2 separate regions of the Homo sapiens genome follow, and region 1 is linked to region 2. Evidence: read pairs that join two places in POLR2A ChIA-PET (ENCODE). Cell type or tissue: Caco-2. All regions are shown on one strand.

The links. Peaks named below come from ENCODE experiments on the same cell type or tissue, not always from the same donor. Only the 100,000 strongest peaks of a DNase experiment are listed, where the experiment ranks them.
Region 1: POLR2A ChIA-PET joins it to region 2 with 6 read pairs; 1 of 35 experiments calls an interaction of 5 or more read pairs at or near these places.

Annotation. Positions count from the first base shown.
Region 1 is chr20:53,499,151-53,503,150 of GRCh38, reverse strand. The region is part of intron 1 of TSHZ2-AS1 (TSHZ2 antisense RNA 1); the gene reads left to right. Among named protein-coding and RNA genes, the nearest start is that of TSHZ2-AS1, 3.2 kb to the left of the region's middle. In Caco-2, no CTCF peak of the experiment used is centred here; no DNase peak of the experiment used is centred here; H3K4me3 peaks cover 162 bases.
Region 2 is chr20:51,929,958-51,933,957 of GRCh38, reverse strand. No RefSeq gene overlaps it. Among named protein-coding and RNA genes, the nearest start is that of LINC01429, 69 kb to the right of the region's middle. In Caco-2, no CTCF peak of the experiment used is centred here; a DNase peak (open chromatin) is centred at 2,427; H3K4me3 peaks cover 475 bases.

The DNA of each region.
Region 1 (4,000 bases), 1.6 Mb before region 2:
AGGGTGCCATGCAGCGGTGTGGAGCGAGGAGAGATCCATGTAAGTTTCCGTAGCAAATGCTTCACTTGGCTGTTGTAAAGTGCAAGCAGCCATAGATAAGTAATCAAATGAGCATGGCTGTGTTTCAATAAAACTTTATTGAAAAACAAAACAGATGGTGGGGGCTGGGCTTGGCCCATGGGTTGCAATCTGCTGACGCCTGGTAGAGAATTGGCCAAGACCACAAACAATGGAGCCAGTTGGCCTGGCTGAATCCCAACTCTGCCACTTACTAGCCTGTGGAGATTGAACAACTTATTTGCCCTCTCTGTTCCTCAGTTTCCTCATCTGTCATATGGAGGAGAAAACTGTACTCACCTCAGAGGGTTGTTTGTTTGGATTAAAGGAAATAATATAGGCAGAGTGCTTAGAAAAACGATTGGCATGTGGTGTGTACCATTATAATGCTAAGCTGTTAATTTTAGTGTAAGTGAGGAAGGTAGGCATTCATTAATGATGATCATGCCAAGCAGGATAAAATTACAACTGTAATAAGTGCTGGAAGACAAGGTCCTAGAGGGACTTCAGCTAATTTAGGGGCAATTGCTCAGCTGTGCCCTGAGACCTTTTCTCTACTCCTCTGGGGCAGAAAACTGCTATAGTGGCCACTTAATTTTAATGCATTTTTACCACTTTTTTAGTTTCTTTCACATGTTGTGGTCATACTATATTGATATGTTCCTGGAAAAATTAGAAAAAACACCTCACGCCAAGATAAACATAAGCTCAGTATAAAAAATATAAAGAGGCCAGGCGTGGTGGCTCCCACCTGTAATCCCAGCACTATGGGAGGCCAAGGCGGGCAGATCACGAGGTCAGGAGTTCAAGACCAGCCTGCCCAACATAGTGAAATCCCGTCTCTACTAAAAATACAAAAATTAGCCGAGCATGGGGGTGCGTGCCTGTAATCCCAGCTACTCAGGAGGCTGTGGCAGGAGAATCACTTGAACTTGGCAGGCAGAGGTTGTGGTAAGCTGAGGTCACACCACTGCACTCCAGCCTGGGCAACAGAGCTAGACTCCGTCTCAAAAATAAATAAACGAATGAATGAATGAATGAATGAATAAATAAAAAAATAAACAATACAAAAAATGTAGAAGAGGCAGGGCGCAGTGGCTCACCCCTGTAATCCCAGCACTTTGGGAGGCCGAGGAGGGCGGATCATAAGATCAGGAGATCGAGACCATCCTGGCCAACATGGTGAAACCCATCTCTATTAAAAATACGAAAATTAGCCATGCATGGTGGTGTGTGTCTGTAATCCCAGCTACTTGGTAGGCTGAGGCAGGAGAATCGCATGAACCAGGCAGTTGGAGGTTGCAGTGAGCTGAGATTGTACCACTGCACTCCAACCTGGTAACAGAGCTAGACTCCGCCTCAAAAAAAAAAAAAAAAAAAAAGTAGAAGAAAAGAAACATGAAGAGGCTTCCTACTCATTGTGGTGTTTTTTGTTGCCTTTTTAAAATATACATACATATATGTATGGGTATATATACATATATATACACATATATATATCTACATATATGTATACATATATACAAACACACATATTATATATATATATATATATATATATATATATTTTTTTTTTTTTTTTTTTTTTTTTTTTTTTTTTTTTTTTTTTGAGATGGAGTCTCTCTGTCGCCCAGGCTAGAGTGCAGTGGTGCCATCTCAGCTCATGACACTCCTAATATATATATATTTTTATGCAGGTAATATATGCTTATAATGAAATATTTTGGGCCTAGTGTGGTGGCTCACCCCTGTAATCCCAGCACTTTGGGAGGTCAAGGCAGGCGGATCACCTGAGGCCAGGAGTTTGAGACCAGCCTGGCCAACGTGGCAAAACCCCGTTTCTACTAAAAATACAAATAATTAGCCGGGCGTGGTGGCGGGTGCCTGTAGTCCTAGCTACTTAGGAGGCTGAGGCAGGAGAATTGCTTGAACTCGGGAGGAGGAGGTTACAGTGAGCTGAGATCGTGCCACTGCACTCCAGCCTGGGCGACACAATGAGACTCCGTCTCAAAAAAATGATAAAAAAAAAAAAAAGAAAAAAGAAATATTTTGTAAGTTAAGAAAAAGTAAAAACATACCAAAGAACATAAAATTAAACATTATTCAGAAGTTCAACACCAATAACATTGGTCTATATTCTTTGTCTATCTTCATTTTTTTCTATTTTGTTTTTTAATAAATATACTGTGACTATTTTTAAGTGCTCAAGTATTCATGACTGTGTACTATTCTAAGGCATAGATGTACCATCATTTATTTAATCAGCCTATTTTAGAACACTTAGGTTTATTCCAGTTTTTCACTCTTATAACCAATGTTATGATCAAACATTCTTATTAAATAAATCTCAGTGCACATCTTCAATTATTTTCAAGGAAAGTTCTCCAGAATAGTAATTAATCAAAGGGCATACACATTTTAGAGAAATTGATAAATACTGTTTAATTATTTTCCAGAAAGTTGCTATCCATTTTTGCTTTCAGCAACGATGTGTGTGTATATCTCTTTTTGAGCCCTCTCCAACAATGGGAACATTTTTCTTTATTTTTGTCAGTTTGATAAGTGAAAATGATTTCTTCTTATTTTACTTATTCTACATCCCTTTGATTATTATTGTCACTTGTCTTAAATGTTTATTAACCATTTTAATTTATCAATTTTTTAATGTTGGCTTATACATTTTGCCAAAAGTTTTCTATTTGGATATTTACTTATTTTTCATATATATATATGTATATATACACATATATATATATACACACATATATATACACATACATATATATACACATATATATATACACATACATATATATACACATATATATATACACATACATATATACATATATACACATATATATGTATATATGTGTATATATGTGTGTATATATATATATATACACATATATATAAAACACTCTTCATATAATTAATTAGAACTGTCACCATTAATCATGTATCAATATAAATAATTTTCCCCCAGTGACTTTTCACTGTATTTACAGTATTTGTGTGTGTGTGTGTGTGTGTGTTTTGACTCCTGGAGTTTTTATTATTTCTTCTTTTTATTTCTTTCTTACCATTTAAGGAAGAAATAATTTAAGACCGGAACTTAAGACTTTTAAGGTTGGAATGACTTCCCTGACTCATATCAGCTATCAACATAGATTTTATTCTAATTGTTTTATGATTTGTTTTCTGGATATAATCCTTTAGTTCATCTGGAATATGCTTTAATTTATAGCATAAAACAAATACTTAACTTCAGTTTCTGGTAAGCTTATCAGTTGTGTGAGTACTATTTTATTTTATTTTTTTGTTATTATTATTAGTATTATTATTTGAGACAGAGTCTTACTCTGTCACCCAGGCTGGAGTGCAGTGGCACAATCTCGGTTCACTGCAAACTCAGCCTTTCAGATTCAAGTGATTCTCGTGCCTCAGCCTCCCAAGTAGCTGGGATTATAGGCTCACGTGACCACACCCAGCAAATCTTTGTATTTTTAGTAGAGTTGGGGTTTTGCCACGTTGGCCAGGCTGGTCTTGAACTCCTGACCTCAAGTGTTCCCCCAACGTCGGCCTCCTGAAGTGCTGGGATTCCAGGCGTCAGCCACTGTGCCCAGCCTTTTATTATTATTATTATTATTATTATTATTTTTTTTTTTTTTTTTTGAGACAGAGTCTTGCTCTGTCGCCCAGGCTGGAGTGCAGTGGCATGATCTCGGCTCACTGCAATCTCCACCTCCTGGGTTCAAGGGATTCTCCTGCCTCAGCCTCCCGAGTAGCTGGAAGTAAAGGCATATGCCACCACGCCTGGCTAATTTTTTGTATTTTTAGTAGAGAAGGGGTTTCACCGTGTTGGCCAGGATGGTCTCGATTTCCTGACCTCATGATCCGCCTGCCTTGGCCTCCCAAAGTGCTGTGATTACAGGCGTGAGCC
Region 2 (4,000 bases):
TAATTTGTTTCTAGTATTTGACTCCGAAGATAATTTAAAACGAAGCCAGGAGGTTTCATAGCTTTTTATTCCAAAAAGCGACACTTTATTGATAGCAATCATTTTCAAAATTAATGGTTTTCCAATCGGGTAAGGTGGCTCACGCCTGTAATCCCAACACTTTGGGAGGAAGAGGTGAGCAGATTGCCTGAGCTCAGGTGTAGGAGACCAGCCTGGGCAACATGGTGAAATCCCATCTCTACTAAAATACAAAAAATAGAAATAAAAAATTAGCTGGGCACGGTGACACATGCCTGTAGTCCCAGCTACTCGACAGGCTGAAGCACAAGAATTACTTAAACCCAGGAGGCGGAGATTGCAGTGAGCCGACACTGCTACTGCACTCCAGCCTGGGCGACAGAGCGAGACTCTGTCTCCAAAAAAAAATAAAAAAGGTTTTCGGCCAGCAGAGCCATATGGCTTTTTTCTTAAAACATATATTATGAGTGCTTTTTGTCACTAGTTCAAATCATAGATTAATCGTACCCACTAGTTTCAAACAAAGCCATATTAGACAGTTGTGACTCAAATTGCTCCATTTCTATATGTGCCATAAACCATAAATTAGAATTGTTGGCAGTCGACAGATGTCTTTTGAAAGAATGTAGACAGATTGCTGTGTTTTAACATTAACTCTCTAGAGTCTAGACAGAAATTCCTTTATAACCACCAATTTTTGTGTATCCTTCCTGAAATGTTCTATATACAAATAAACCTACATAGTAAATACAAGTCACAGGCACAGCCTTGCTTGAAAAGCACAAATGTGATCAACCATATTCAACATATTCTGCCATTTATTGGGTTTTTTCCTTAACCATAAATACGAACATTTCAGCACATATAGATCAACTTTAGTCTTTTTTTATGTTCATTTCTAATATCGAGTTGTAATAATATATAATAGCAAAGAGTATTGAGAACTTACTCTGTGCCAGCCTTGTTCTAAACGCTGTCTGCACATTAACTAGTTTAGTCCTCATCATCAGCCAATAAGTATTCTGAATATCTTTGTTCTACAGATGGGGATATTGAAGAACTAAGAAGTCAACTAATTAACGATGGACTTATTAATGAACAGATTGTTTCCAGATTTTTCTTTTTTTTTGAGACGGAGTCTCTCTCTGTCACAGGCTGGAGTGCAGTGGCGCGATCTCGGCTCACTGCAAGCTCCACCTCCTGGGTTCACGCCATTCCTCTGCCTCAGCCTCCCGAGTAGCTGGGACTACAGGCACCCGCCACCATGACTGGCTAATTTTTTTGTATTTGTAGTAGAGACGGGGTTTCACCGTGTTAGCCAGAATGGTCTCAATCTCCTAACCTCGTGATCCACCCGCCTCGGCCTCCCAAAGTGCTGGGATTACAGGCATGAGCCACCGTGCCCAGCCTAGATTTTTCTTTCTTTTTTTTTTTTTTTTTTGAGACAGGTCTGACTCTGTCACCCAGGCTGGAGTGCAGTGGTGCAATCTCGGCTCACTGCAGCCTCCGCCTCCCAGGTTCCAGCGATTCTCCTGCCTCAGCCTCCTGGGTAGCTGGGATTACAGGCATGCACCACGACGCCCGGCTAATTTTTGTATTTTTATTTTTATTTTTTGCGACAGAGTCTTGCTCTGTTGCCCAAGCTGGAGTGCAGTGGCGCAATCTTGGCCCACTGCAACCTCCTCCTCCCGAGTTTCTCCTGCCTCAGCCTCCCGAGTAGCTGGGACTACAGGCGTGCGCTGCCACAGCTAATTTTTGTATTTTTAGTAGAGACGGGGTTTCGCCATATTGGCCAGGCTGGTCTCGAACTCCTGACCTCATGATCCGCCCACCTTGGCCTCCCAAAGTGCTGGGATTACAGGTGTGAGCCACTGCGCCTGGCCTTAAAATTCATTTTCTAAGTGCTCTTGAGTTAATAGCTTTTCATGCTAGCTGTCCCTCCCATCACCACCAAATGTAGAGGCTAGACTAAAAGACTGAGATTGTTTTCCAAAAATCACGGAAAAGCTATTTGCTGGACACAAATCTCAGCTTTTTCCTCTCATCTTCACTTAGTTATCAAGTTCCCCAAACTTCTAAAAATCAGTTGTTGTTACTGTTGTTGTTGTCATAAAATTCATCCTGAGAAGCAACCCACACACCAAATGGTGAGTCCCAGCAATGACTTCCTCGCACAAGGAGGGGCTTCCTAGATTTTAGGCAGGAGTCATTCCCCAGAAAAAAACACTCAATTATCAACATTCCTAGCTCCCTTTCTCCCTTTCCAATGAGTACACAGCAAAGGCAAACAGCTTTGACTTCAAAAAAGCAGATCAATCTGCTTCCAAACCCACAGTTCAATGCTCATAAAATCGGATCGTGAGCAAGGCGGCTCTGAGTGTCTGCACACCTTCGTACTCAGCAAGACAGAAAGGCACTTCAGCAATTCCTGGTGATTGGTAGGCAGCCCTGTCATCTGTGAACTGAAAGATCAAAGGCTTAACTCCAGGAAGGGAAATGAGGAGAATTAGTGTCCCGCCAGAAACCTCTCGCCCCACAGTAAGGATGGTGGTTCTTCTTATGATCACCAGCTATTTGGATCTTAATTTGGGATTTCATTAAGGGAATATCCACACTTGAATAAGGGGAATGAAGTTTGCTGTTTCTTTTGAAGTCCAGCTATTAGAGTGAATCGTGATTCAGAACTGTCCATATTTGCAAAGCCCAGAGCTGGGTCCCTGGCACACAGTAAAGCCGTGGTAGCTTTGGCCATGGTTTTTATCATGAACATAACTTGATGGCAAAATTATCTGCATGGTTCAAATAAAAAGGAGTGATTTTTATCCTGCTTTTATGGAGCGTTGTGGAAATTTCTAGAATGGAGTCTGGCACATAGAGGAGCTTAAAATCTTTCTTGTACAAATGACTCAGAGCTTTCCTGGATGATTTAGCATCCCCATGAGAAGCTGGCTGAGGCCCAAAGAGCTGATGTCATTTCCCTGAGGTGGGATTTGAACTGAGGTCTCCAGAGGGTTGCCCTGCCTTTATACTTTTCTCCACAAGTTAAGTCCACGTGGCTGAGCCATTGAATTAACTGAGGTGTCTGTCTGTTCTAGTGCAGCCAGTACATGGAAGAGATCATTCTGCAAACATGACGTAGCCAAGCTTAGCCTGCTGGAAACTCACAGACTTTGGGGCCCCACAGACTTGGGCTTAATCCCCAACCCTGACACTGTATCTGTGTGATCCTGGGAAACTCAGTTTACTTCTCTGAGCCTCATGCTCTTCATATGCAAAGTTGAGATCATGGCATACACGTTTTAGGATCCTTATGAGACTACATAAAATAATATCTGTAAAGAATCCACAATTATGGGATGTGGAGACACAGCTGTGTCTATAGGCTATCAAAATAGCGAGTGGGGTAGACAGAATAGTGGCCCCCTAGAGATTGTGTACATCCTAATCACTGGCAACTATAAATATGTTATATTACGTGGCAAAGGGAAATTAAGGAAGCAAATAGAATTAAGGTTGTTAATCAGCTGACCTTAAAATATAGGGATTATCTTGGATGTTCTGAGTGGGCCCAATGTAATCACAAGGGTCCTGTCAGTACCAAAAGGCAGCAGAAGAGTGGGAGACTGTTGTCTATTGTTTCTCTGCTACTTAGAACTATGTGTGGCACATAGTTGATGCTCAATAAATATTTGTGGCGTGAACGACTGACTGAATGAATGAATGCTATGTTAACTCAGATCATTCCTGTGACCATTTTAGAAACTAAATTTGCCAGGCATGGTGGCACACACCTGTAATCCCAGCATTTTGGGAGGCTGAGGCAGAAGGATCGCCTGAGCCCAGGAGTTCGAGACAAACCTGGGCAACATGGCAAAACCCTGTCTCTACAAAAAAATACAAAAATTAGCCGAGCGTGGTGGCATGCGCTTGCAGTCCCAGCTACTTGGGAGGCTGATGTGGGAGGATTGCTTGAGCCTGGGAG